2 separate regions of the Homo sapiens genome follow, and region 1 is linked to region 2. Evidence: read pairs that join two places in POLR2A ChIA-PET (ENCODE). Cell type or tissue: Panc1. All regions are shown on one strand. Each heading gives the region's core, and the rest is flanking DNA. Links, peaks and the distances in the headings are about the cores only. Region 1 has its middle 35 kb from the start of ADPGK-AS1. Region 2 overlaps THSD4 (thrombospondin type 1 domain containing 4).

What was found. Peaks named below come from ENCODE experiments on the same cell type or tissue, not always from the same donor. Only the 100,000 strongest peaks of a DNase experiment are listed, where the experiment ranks them.
Region 1: POLR2A ChIA-PET joins it to region 2 with 26 read pairs; 2 of 35 experiments call an interaction of 5 or more read pairs at or near these places.

The regions. Positions count from the first base shown.
Region 1 is chr15:72,745,571-72,750,957 of GRCh38, forward strand. No RefSeq gene overlaps it. Among named protein-coding and RNA genes, the nearest start is that of ADPGK-AS1, 35 kb to the right of the region's middle. In Panc1, for the core only: no CTCF peak of the experiment used is centred there; a DNase peak (open chromatin) is centred at 3,157.
Region 2 is chr15:71,347,664-71,353,050 of GRCh38, forward strand. The region is part of intron 6 of THSD4 (thrombospondin type 1 domain containing 4); the gene reads left to right. Among named protein-coding and RNA genes, the nearest start is that of THSD4-AS1, 160 kb to the left of the region's middle. In Panc1, for the core only: no CTCF peak of the experiment used is centred there; no DNase peak of the experiment used is centred there.

The sequences.
Region 1 (5,387 bases), core at 283-5,282, 1.4 Mb after region 2:
ATTAAAATGAGATACCACTACATACCTATTAGAATGCCCAAATCCAGAACACTGACACCACCAGATGCTGGTGAGGATATTGAGCAATGGACTGTTCATTTATCGATGTTGGGAATGCAAAATAGTATAACCACTTTGGAAGACAGTTTGGCAGCTTCTTACAAAACTAAACATACTTTTAATGTTAGAACTCAGCAATCACACTCCTATTTACCCAAAGGAGTTAGAAATATATGTCCACACAAAAACCTGCACATGGATGTTTACAGCAGCTTTATTCACAGTTGCCAAAACCTGGAGGCAACCAAAATGTCCTTCAATAGGTGAATAAATGAATAAACTGTGGTACATCCAGATAAAAGACTACTACTCAATTCTAAAAAGAAATGAGCTATGAAAAGACATGTAGGAAACTGAAGTGCGTATTACTATAGAAAGGAACCAATTTGAAATGGCTGCATCCCACATGATTCCAACAATATGGCCTTCTGGAAAAGGCAAAACTATAAGACAGCAAACGGATCAGTGGTTGCCAGGCATTAGTGGGGAGGGAAGGATGAACAGAGCACAGAGGGTTGTTAGGGCAGTGAAATTACCCTGTGTGATACCATAGTGGTGGATGCATGTTGTTATATTAATATATTTGTCCAGGCCAGGTGTGGTGGCTCATGCCTGTAATCCCAGCACTTTGGGAGGCTGAGGTGGGCAGATCACCTGAGGTCAGGAGTTTCAGACCAGCCGGGCCAACCTGGCAAAACCCCGTCTCTACTAAAAATACAAAAATTAGCCGGGCATGGTGGCGCACACCTGTAATTCCAGTTACTCAGGAGGCTGAGGCAGGAGAATGGCTTGAACCCAGGAGGTGGAAGTTGCAGTGAGTCAAGATTGTGCCACTGTGCTCCAGCCTGGGTGACAGAGTGAGACTCTGTCCAAAGCCACAGAATGTACAAGACTGAAGCCAAAAGTAAATTATGGACTTTGGGTGATAAAGATGTGTCCGTATATATACATCAGTTGTAACAAATGTGGGAGATGTTTGCTTTACATGTTCTTGTGGGAGATGTTGATAGGGAGGGAAGAGGCTATGCATGTGTTGGGGCAGCTGGTATATGGCAAGTGTCTGTATTTCCTCAATTTCCTATGAACCTAAAACTTCAATACCCTTCTCAGCCCCTGAGAAAGTAAAAACAAAACAAAATCATAAAAATTCTCAGCAAATAAAGAATAGATGGGAACATCTTCAACCTGATGAAGGGCATCCATGAGAAAAAAAATGCAATGGATATCATATTTAGTGAAATATTGACTACTTTGCCCCTAAGATCAGGACCAAGGCAAAGATGTTTGCTCTTACCACTTCTATTCAGCCTTATACTGGACTAGAGTTCTGGCCAGTGCAATAAGGCAAGAAATAAAAAGGCATAAAGACTAGAAAGGAAGAAATAAAACTCTTTACAGATGACATGATTATGTGGAAGATCCTAAGGAATCCTAAAAATAAATTATTAAAATAAAAGTGACTACACCCAAGTGGATTTGGCAGGGTCACAAGATACAGTCAATGTACAAAAATCAATTGTATTTTTATATACAAGGAACAATTTTGAAAATAAAAAAAATCACAAAAGTGTCAAATACTATTGATACGAAATACTTAGGAATTTAACAGACTACACGTTAAGACCTCTACTCTGAAAACGGCAAAAGCACTGGTGTGAAACAGAAGGCCATTATAGAAATATATATCATGTTCATGCATTGTACGACTAAATACTGTTAAGATAAAAATTCTTCCGAAATTCATCTATAGATCCTATCATAATCCCAGCAGGTTTTGGGGTAGAAATTGACTTGACAAGCTGGCTCTAAAATGTTATGGAAACACAAAGGACCAAGAACATGTAAAGCAATCATGGAAAAAAACCAAAATTGGAAGACTTACACTGCCTTACTTCAAGACTTACTATAATAGTGCTCATGTAGCACTGGCATAAAGATAGACAAATAGAGCAATAAAACAGAAGTGAGTGCATACATAGACCTTACAGTTATACAGTCATTTGATTTTTGATAAAGGTACCAAAGCAATGCAATGGGAAAAGTCTTTTCAACCAATGTTACTGGAACGACTGGATAGCTGTATGGAAAAGCAATCTAGGGGCAGGGGTTGGGGAGATGTACAACACGGTGACTCTACTTAATGTATTATTGAAAATTTCCTAGTATATAAAAATACAATACAAAAGAATTTAAAGAAGAAAAAGTTATTGAAAATTGCCAACAGAAGATTTCAAGTGTTCTCACCACAAAAAACTGAGACAATGCATAATTAGCTCAATATAGCTATATACCTACAGCTAATGTAAAGGTAATATATACATATTTCAAAACATGCTGTACATGATAAAAACTTACACATTTTATATACAAAGTGAGACTATATTTGTGACATGGGCATGGTCCAATATTTCTTTGGGCATAGAGAACATTAAGACATTAAGAAAAAGGATATCAAACCACAGACTTGGAGAAAGTACAAAACATATCTGACAAAGGACTTGTATCCAAACATTTTGGATGCAACTCTTATTACTCAAAAAAACCTAACAACCCAAACAACATACACAAAGCAAACAACTCAACTGGGGGAGAAAAAGGCAAAAGATTTGGACACTTCACAAAGAAAGATATATGAATAGTCAATAAAGCACATGAAAAAGTGCTCATATGTCATTAGGGAAATACAAATTGAATCCATGCTGAAATACCACTGTATACCTGTCAAAATGGGTAAAATTAAACATTGACAACTCCAGATGGTTGTGGGGAAGAAAAGCAACCACAACTGTCATATGCTGTTTTAGGGAGTGTAAATGGTCCAACCATTTTAGAAAAAAGGCCTTTCACCCAGCAATTTCCCTCCTATAGGCCTTTACCCAAGAGAAATGACAGTACGTCTACACAAACACTTGTTGACAGCAGCTTTATTCATAATAATTCCAAAGTGGAATGCTCTGTACTCACAGTGGAGTACTATCTAGCTATAAAAAGCAACCAACTACATGCAACATGGATTACTCTAAAAAATACTATGCTAAATGGAAGAAGCTCTATACAAAGGACTAAATACTGAATGGCTCCATTTTTAAGTTGCATTCTGAAAACAGGCAAAACTGATTTCTGGTGGAAAATAACTGGTTGTTCTGGGGCTTGAGGTATGCGGTGGGGATGACTTGGAAGTGGCATGAAGGAACTATCTAGGGTGATGGAGACTTTTCATTTTTGCTGCTCCTTGCAGATCAAGACTAACTCAGACAATGTGCTTGGGGCTGTCCATTCTGAATCTTTTTTTTTTTTTTTTTTTTTTGAGACAGAGTTGGCTGTGCTGCCCAGGCAGAAGTGCATGATCTTGGCTCACTCCAACCTCTGCCCCATGGGCTCAAGCAGTTCTCTTGTCTCAGCCTCCCCAGTAGCTGGGATTACAGGCACCCACCACCACACCCAGCTAATTTTTGTATTTTTAGTAGAGACCGCGCCTGACCGTTACCTGGCCAACATGGTAAAACCCCATCTCTACAAAAAATACAAAAATTAGCCAGGTCTAGTGGCAGGCACCTGTAATCCCAGCTACTAGGGCGGCTGAGGCAGGAGAATCGCTTGAACCTGGGAGGTGGAATTTACAGTGAGCCGAGACTGAGCCACTGCACTCCAGCCTGGGTGACAGAGCGAAACTCTGTCTCAAAAACAAAAAGGCCAGGTGTGGTGGCTCATGCCTGTAATCCCAGCACTTTGGGAGGCCGAGGCGGCTGGATCACCTGAGGTCAGGAGTTCAAGACCAGTCTGGGTAACCTGGTGAAACCCCATCTCTATTAATAATACAAAAAACTTAGCTGGGCGTGGTGGCAGGTGCCTGTAATCCCAGCTACTCCGGAGGCTGAGGCAGTTGAATCACTTGAACCCAGGAGGTGGAGGTTGCAATGAGCTGGGATTACACCATTGTACTCCAGCCTGGGCGACAGAGCGAGACTCTGTCTCAAAAACAAAAACACAAAAACAAATTTACCAAATGGCACACTTAAAATTTGTGCAGTTTCACTATATAAACATTTTCACCTTTAAAAAAAAAAAGACCAGAAAACAAAATGTTAAATTATTACAAGTAGCTTTTCAGTGATTTAAAATAGTTCTAAAGAGACCCAAGAAATTGTCTGTTCAGCTTGGTTATAACTGACAATTATTTAGCTCTTAAGTATGTGCCCCATACTGTGCTAAATATTCCACATGGCAGTCTCCTGTAATCAACAGCCCTATGAAGGTAGGTACCGCCATTAACCCCATTTTACAGATAAGCAAAGTAAGGCTCAGTAAGGGTAACTTGTCCAACATCATTCAATACTCACCACCTCAAAACCTTTTGTACAATTTGGATTTCTTCTCAAACTTGCCAGGAGAGAATACAATGCAAACTGTACCTGCATAAGATGACGGATTTTTGGCTGTACTCTTACTTCTTGGTAGTGCTTTGTATGCTGCAGCTTTTCTTTTCCCTGAAACTAAAATCAGTTTCAAATGAAAGCCAGAGGGAGTGTACCAACACTTTTCAGGAAGACTCACCCTTCACCAGGCATCCTTTTTAGGCCAATGGATTTTCAAAGATTTCTTCATATAAAATCATATGTAAAATACCTTTGTAAAACACCAAAGGGTTGAGAAACCTGAAGCCCCCACCTGTTCAGCTTATCCTACCCTTCCAACTCACCTCTGCATAATCTGTCTTGTGTGATAAATACCCATCACTTCTATTGCTTAGCTGCTTCACAAAAAAGATGGACATTCTGCAGGGCGATGTATGTATGTTTAAATCTATATACACTTAGACAGTCAATGACATTTTATAAAACAATGCTTACTTATACTTACCCTTATAATGTATGATGTTTTTATACTTTTTGTGATAACCACCAAATGGATTTAGTAGCTATTAGTTCAAGATCCATTATTTGAAAAACACTGCTCTAGGGTATGTGTAGTCTATACTCCCTGAACTAGTCTTTACTGGCATCACCAATCAAAAAATGGAGAACGAGTTAAGAATACACACTCAGGACCAGGGGCTTAGTCAACTTAGACATTAGAAAAGATCATGTGAACACTTCAGGACTCCTAATAAAGTCTTCTTAGGTTTAGAATATAAATATTTCAATTCTTGAGAAAACAAAAATTTCATGTGAGCCTTTCTAATAAAAATAGGCTAGAAGGTTGGTGGTTATTTTTAACTTATCTGGGAAACAGAAGGAAGAGGTAGCAGCCAGAGATTTCCTTAATTTAAGCCTAGAATGCAGCTTTGAGTTACAAGCTGCATTCTAGGCTTAAATTTACTTTGAAGG
Region 2 (5,387 bases), core at 303-5,302:
AGTAGTCCCATATCAAAATTTAAAATTCAGTTTCTCACTTGTGCTAGCTGTGTTTTTAGTGCTGAATAGCCGCATATGACTAGTGGCTACCATGTTGGACAGTGTAGATATAGAACATTTCCATCATCACAGAAAGTTCTCTTGTTCTCCTAACTTAACATTGATCCTTCTCTGACTTCAACTTAATTTTTCAGTGTTCAGATGATCAGCCGGACCACCCAAACACTCAGCAGTCCTTCATGCTAACTAGCCCGTCTCCATACCCACATAATAACAATTTCAGTAATCTTACCCTCTGCATACTCATTCCCAATACCCATGGGTCTATCCCTGTTGCCCCAGACCATCCATAATACATGATCTGCAAAGGGAACAGAGTGTTTGAAACTGAGACTATTTTGTAAAATCTTGGACATGTAGTTGCGATAATATAAAATGAGAGTAGTTAAAATCTTGCTTTTCTGAGCTTTTGAAATGCTTGTTTTCAGGTCATCCCTGGGAATCTCAGTTCCAGGTTGTCTTTTCGGCTCCTCAATACCCAACCCTTTTGTAGAGCCTCCTCCTCCAGACCAGTGCTTTTCAAACTTTAATGTGCGGAAGAACCACTGAAAACTGTTGTTAGAATGCAGGTTCTGATTCAGTAGGTCCACATGAACCTGCGATTCTGCATTTTAATGAACCTCAATTGATGCTGTTGTTGCTGCTCTGAGGACCATGCCAACAGGCCCCGAATGTCTGCCATATGGAAGCTCAGAATTGTCAACACTCCCTCTGCTTTTCCTTTGTCTTCCCTCAGAACACCTGCTCACCATGACCTGTACATCCAGGTGAGTGTTGGTTTTCAACAGAGATACCTTGCGAGTCTGTGCTCTGGCAATGCCACCACTCCAGAAAACAGCTCAGAGCTTAGCTCTTAGTTGTGTTCAGAGCCCGATTGAGCTAAAGAAGGGACAACTCTCTGTTTTATAGTCACACCTAATCTAATGGCTGTTGTAGCCTTTGATTAAAACTTATGCTTCCCAATACAAATTGTTGCTCCAGATTTGGTCCCAAAGGATACGACTGTTAGCAAAAACCAAATTTACCTGCTAAAGGATGAGCTATTTAAAAGGAATGTGTCACTTGCTGTGTAACTGCATTCCAACAAGGAGTTACATAAATGTTTTGAGACAGCAGCATCTTTGGAGTAAGTGCCAAGCCTCCAGAGGAACCCTGGTAAAGGGAAGCAGTGGTCTCATTTGGATATGCAGGTTCTTGCATTTTTGTTATGAAATCTACTCTCCTTTGAAGTTACCTCTTGTATTGTAATCTCTATAGTAATCCATTCTGTATTTCAGACATAAATTCTCTTTTTCTGGGCCATCCTTCCTATCTGTGTTCACAAGTCCATGCCATCTGCCAACATTTTGCCACGTGGAGTGGTAGGAAAACCAGGACAGGAGCAAGCTGACCCAGCTTCAAATCCCATTTCAATTGTTAGCAGTGAGATCATAGGCAATTTCTTAACTTCTCTGACCTTCAGTATTCTAATTAAAAACAAGGCTACTCTGAGTTACAGGGATTAAAGTAGATATGTTGTATACAAAATGTAAATTGGATACAGAAGTGGCCAGCCCAGAAAAGCACCTAAAATTGTTGTTTCCCTTTCTTATTTTTTTCTCTTTAGTATTAATTACTTCTTTGCTTAATTCATTCCTTCTTCATTCACATGCGTACATTTGCACAATGTAGAAAACAAAGATGACACGAGCCTGTTCACTTCTCCACATGCCTGTCCATCTCCCCCTGCCCCTATCAACATGTCTTGAAGGTGTGGCCACTGGCCGTTTGCATCACCTTTCTGTCTACGTAGCACCTGTCAGTGACCCCTGACCCCAGAGCACCTGCCCTTAGCCTTGAGAAGCCTGTATTTTCCCTGCTGGGCTCACCTCTGGGAGGTAGCATTCCCATTGTCTCTTCACTGGATGGCACTCTCACAGGTTAAAAGTGGGCCACACCCAGCAGTAGCCAAAGACCACTGTAGGAAGAACAAGATTGCTGAGTTAGTTTTTGATTTTCTTTTGCTTTCACATGTTTTGGAGAAATGGGATGAGGCTGCATGTGCTTAGGTTTGAGTTTGGGATGGGATAGGGGTCCTTACTCTTAGAGGCAGCAGGGGTTTGTAAGGGTAACAGAGATTCAGTGTGGGCCCAGGGAAGGGGGAGCTGAAACACAGCTGGTCTCAGGAAGGAGGTGGAGGGCGAAAGGGAAAGACGGGGATGGTCCATTTCAGCAGAAGCAAAGGTTTCCAGTCCATTAATTTTAACGTAATGCAAATCGGTTTATGGAAGTGCTGACATGCCGTTATTTAAAAAGCATGAGTAGCATGATAATTAAATCTCCATCTATATTTTATTCTAGCACATTTATAGTGTATCCTTGCCCAGCTGGGGAGATAGATTTCCAGCCTTATAATAATTATATAAACTGCAAATTACTAAAAAAAAAAAAAAAAAAAATGAACATTGATGCCAAAAACAAGGTGGGATATATTAATGTAAACTTCATTAAGTTGAACTCAGCTTTGTCCTTGAGTTTGACCACATTTACTCACTAAAAATATCTCAAAGTTATGCTTTTCAGCATATAACAAGAAAGGATATGGTGTCTGTTTAATGTTCGTTTTTGGCACCTTCACTTTGAAGCAGACATTCTTGGTGGGGAGCCCTAGAATTTAGTCATTCCCTGCCAAGCAGAGAAGTGGAACAGGAATGAACCCTTTACTGGGAATCAGGACCCCTGAGTTCTGCACCTGGGGCTGCCAGTGACCGCTTAAGTGACCTCCCCTCTGGCTCTCTGGCACATAAGGAACCAAGGTGTTGCAACTCCTAAAAGTGACTATTTTTTGACTTGAATTTTTATTTTTCTTCTTCATTGCTTAAAATAAAAATCTCCCAACATAGCCCTTTACAAAACTCTGAAGTTTAGTTTCCTTAATTTGAAAGAAATTCAGCTAGAAAGAATGGCCAACAAGCTTGAGCTGTCCATGGAAGTTTAGGAGGATGGTGCAGGGATGAGGAGGGGAGGTGAGCTGAGGCCTTGGGGGAGGGCACATGGAAAAATAACAGAGCTGGGAACAAGGATGTGCCATTACCAGATTCAGGGCGTCTCCTGTGTGCAAGTGTATCATTCCAGGCAAACCACGTGGCCACACTTTTGTATTAAGCTTGTTGGTAACTCTCCTAAGAAACCCCACTGGCGGTGGCTGTTTTATTACCTTTAAGCTGACCTGATACATGAGACCACTCAGGTCCCTGTGTTCAAGGTGCATAGTCAGACAAGTTTGTCACCACGCTGTGGTGGGAACAGCTTTGTACCGGTTGGGGTACCGATGACCTCTGCTTGGGAAGTGCTTTCTAAGGCCAGCTGTGGTCCTGGGGTATCAGGTCAATGGCTGGGGAACTGCCCTGAGGAGTAGCAGAAGTCCATCTGCATTCTGTGGGAAAACAGCCTCTGCAGCACAATTGAACGTTGCATGGTAAATCAATCACAGGCCATGAGCACTGCAAGAGGTTTTAGAGATCATCTGGTGCAAGCCTGTCTTTTATACAGCAGAAGCCCAAACCTAGCTAGTGAGGAGCAGGACCAATCTGATACCTGGTGCTGAGCTGAGCTTTCTGCATTTCCCACCATAATACATCATATATCATGATTGCAAAGGGAAAAGAAAAATCCCTTCTTTAGGGAAACTATACATACATAAAACAGACATGTACTATAGACCCTTAACCAACATTGCTTCTGTTGATTGATTTTACTCTGGTTTTTCCTCTCAAATTATGGATTTCATCAGGCCTTCCACCTTGCTGCATCTCCTAGCCATCTGCTCTTGAGTTTCTCCTGGTACACAAACTAAGCAAATCTTTTATAACTTCAAAATATCAAAATGCTTCTCACATGTGCTCTTTGCTCACATCATCTGTGGCAAGGCTTACAAGCTCTAGGACACAGCGATCTCCAATGTCTTATTGAGACTGTCACCAGTGAGTGGAGATGGTGTTCGCGTGGCCTCTCTGCTGGGCTGGTGATGGTTCTCTATGGCCAGATTGGACTTGAAAACAACATGGAAACAAGTTTCCTTTCTGCAACACTTCTCCCAACTTGGTCCATGCCTTTGCTTTTTATCTCCCTACTCCCTTCCAGGGGCCATATAGATTCAGAAGTCAATTACCAAATAATGGTAATGTGTTTACCCTTCTCTGCATTTAGGAAACCCACTACCTTCTGTCATTTGGCTTTACCATGCACACTTTGCCTGCCCTGGTTCTTTTCAACACTCCTTGATACACTTGTGTAAAAGCCCCTCTGAAGAACCATGTCAACCCTGTACTCTCACATCTGTCCTTTTTGGCTTCCAAAGTGAGCCTTTTAATTAAACAAAAGAAAAGACTGCCATGTCCATTTATTTTTGGCAGATTCGTGATTCCATCAGAGTTGATGCTTTCCTGTCCTCTTTGTCCTCTTTGTCTTTTAACATCCTTTCCCAACCAGGAACATGCTGAATGTTCATTTGGAAAGACTGAAGCTTCCAGGACCGTCACTTCTGGTGTCACTATTACGTGCAGCCCTCAGCCAGGTTAAGGTTTGATGATGGATCCACAAAGCAAACTTCTGGCTGAAGACACATGGCCGGAGTTTATCCAAAGCCCTGACGGTTGCCAGCCATTCTTCCTGAGAAGCAGACATGTTTGTTTCCCTTGCCAACAACTTTGTATGGAGATAAATTACAGGATGTTTCCCACGGTCATGGCCCCATAACCAAGTAGCAGGCATTACTGTGTATGCTGGAGCTGTTATGAGTGGAGTTAAAAAGTATGGGTCTTTAAAAACCAGGTAAATTTTACTAAAGCTTATAGACACCCTAGGACTTAGAAAGGATTGGCTGATATAGTTGAGTTCATTTCAAATTTTAATTTTATTGAGAGCCTATGTGGTCAGTTAGGGATACAAATTTTGGACATACAGGTCCCGTTCTCAAAGAGCTCAGAGATACCAGGGGAAAAGAAATGAATAATTGTAACACAGTGTCCTGTGTGCTATGATTGAGGCTTATCCATATTGCTTTTATGAGCCCTGATGAAAGAAAAATGAATTCCAGCCAGAGTATTGGGAGGGGATAGAGGAAAGCTTAACATTTAAGCTGAGTCCTAATGGAATTGTCCATAGGGACGGGACATGGGTGGAAGGACATTCTAGGAGAAGGGAGCATCGTGAGCAATGGCTCACAAGCCCAAACGTTCTGGGAAATGCTGCGTCATCCTTGAGACTGGTCCAGAGGTTGGGTAGGTGGGACGATTGGGAGAGGAGGCTATAAAGGCTTTCCAAGGACCTTGCAGGCGATAACTCAC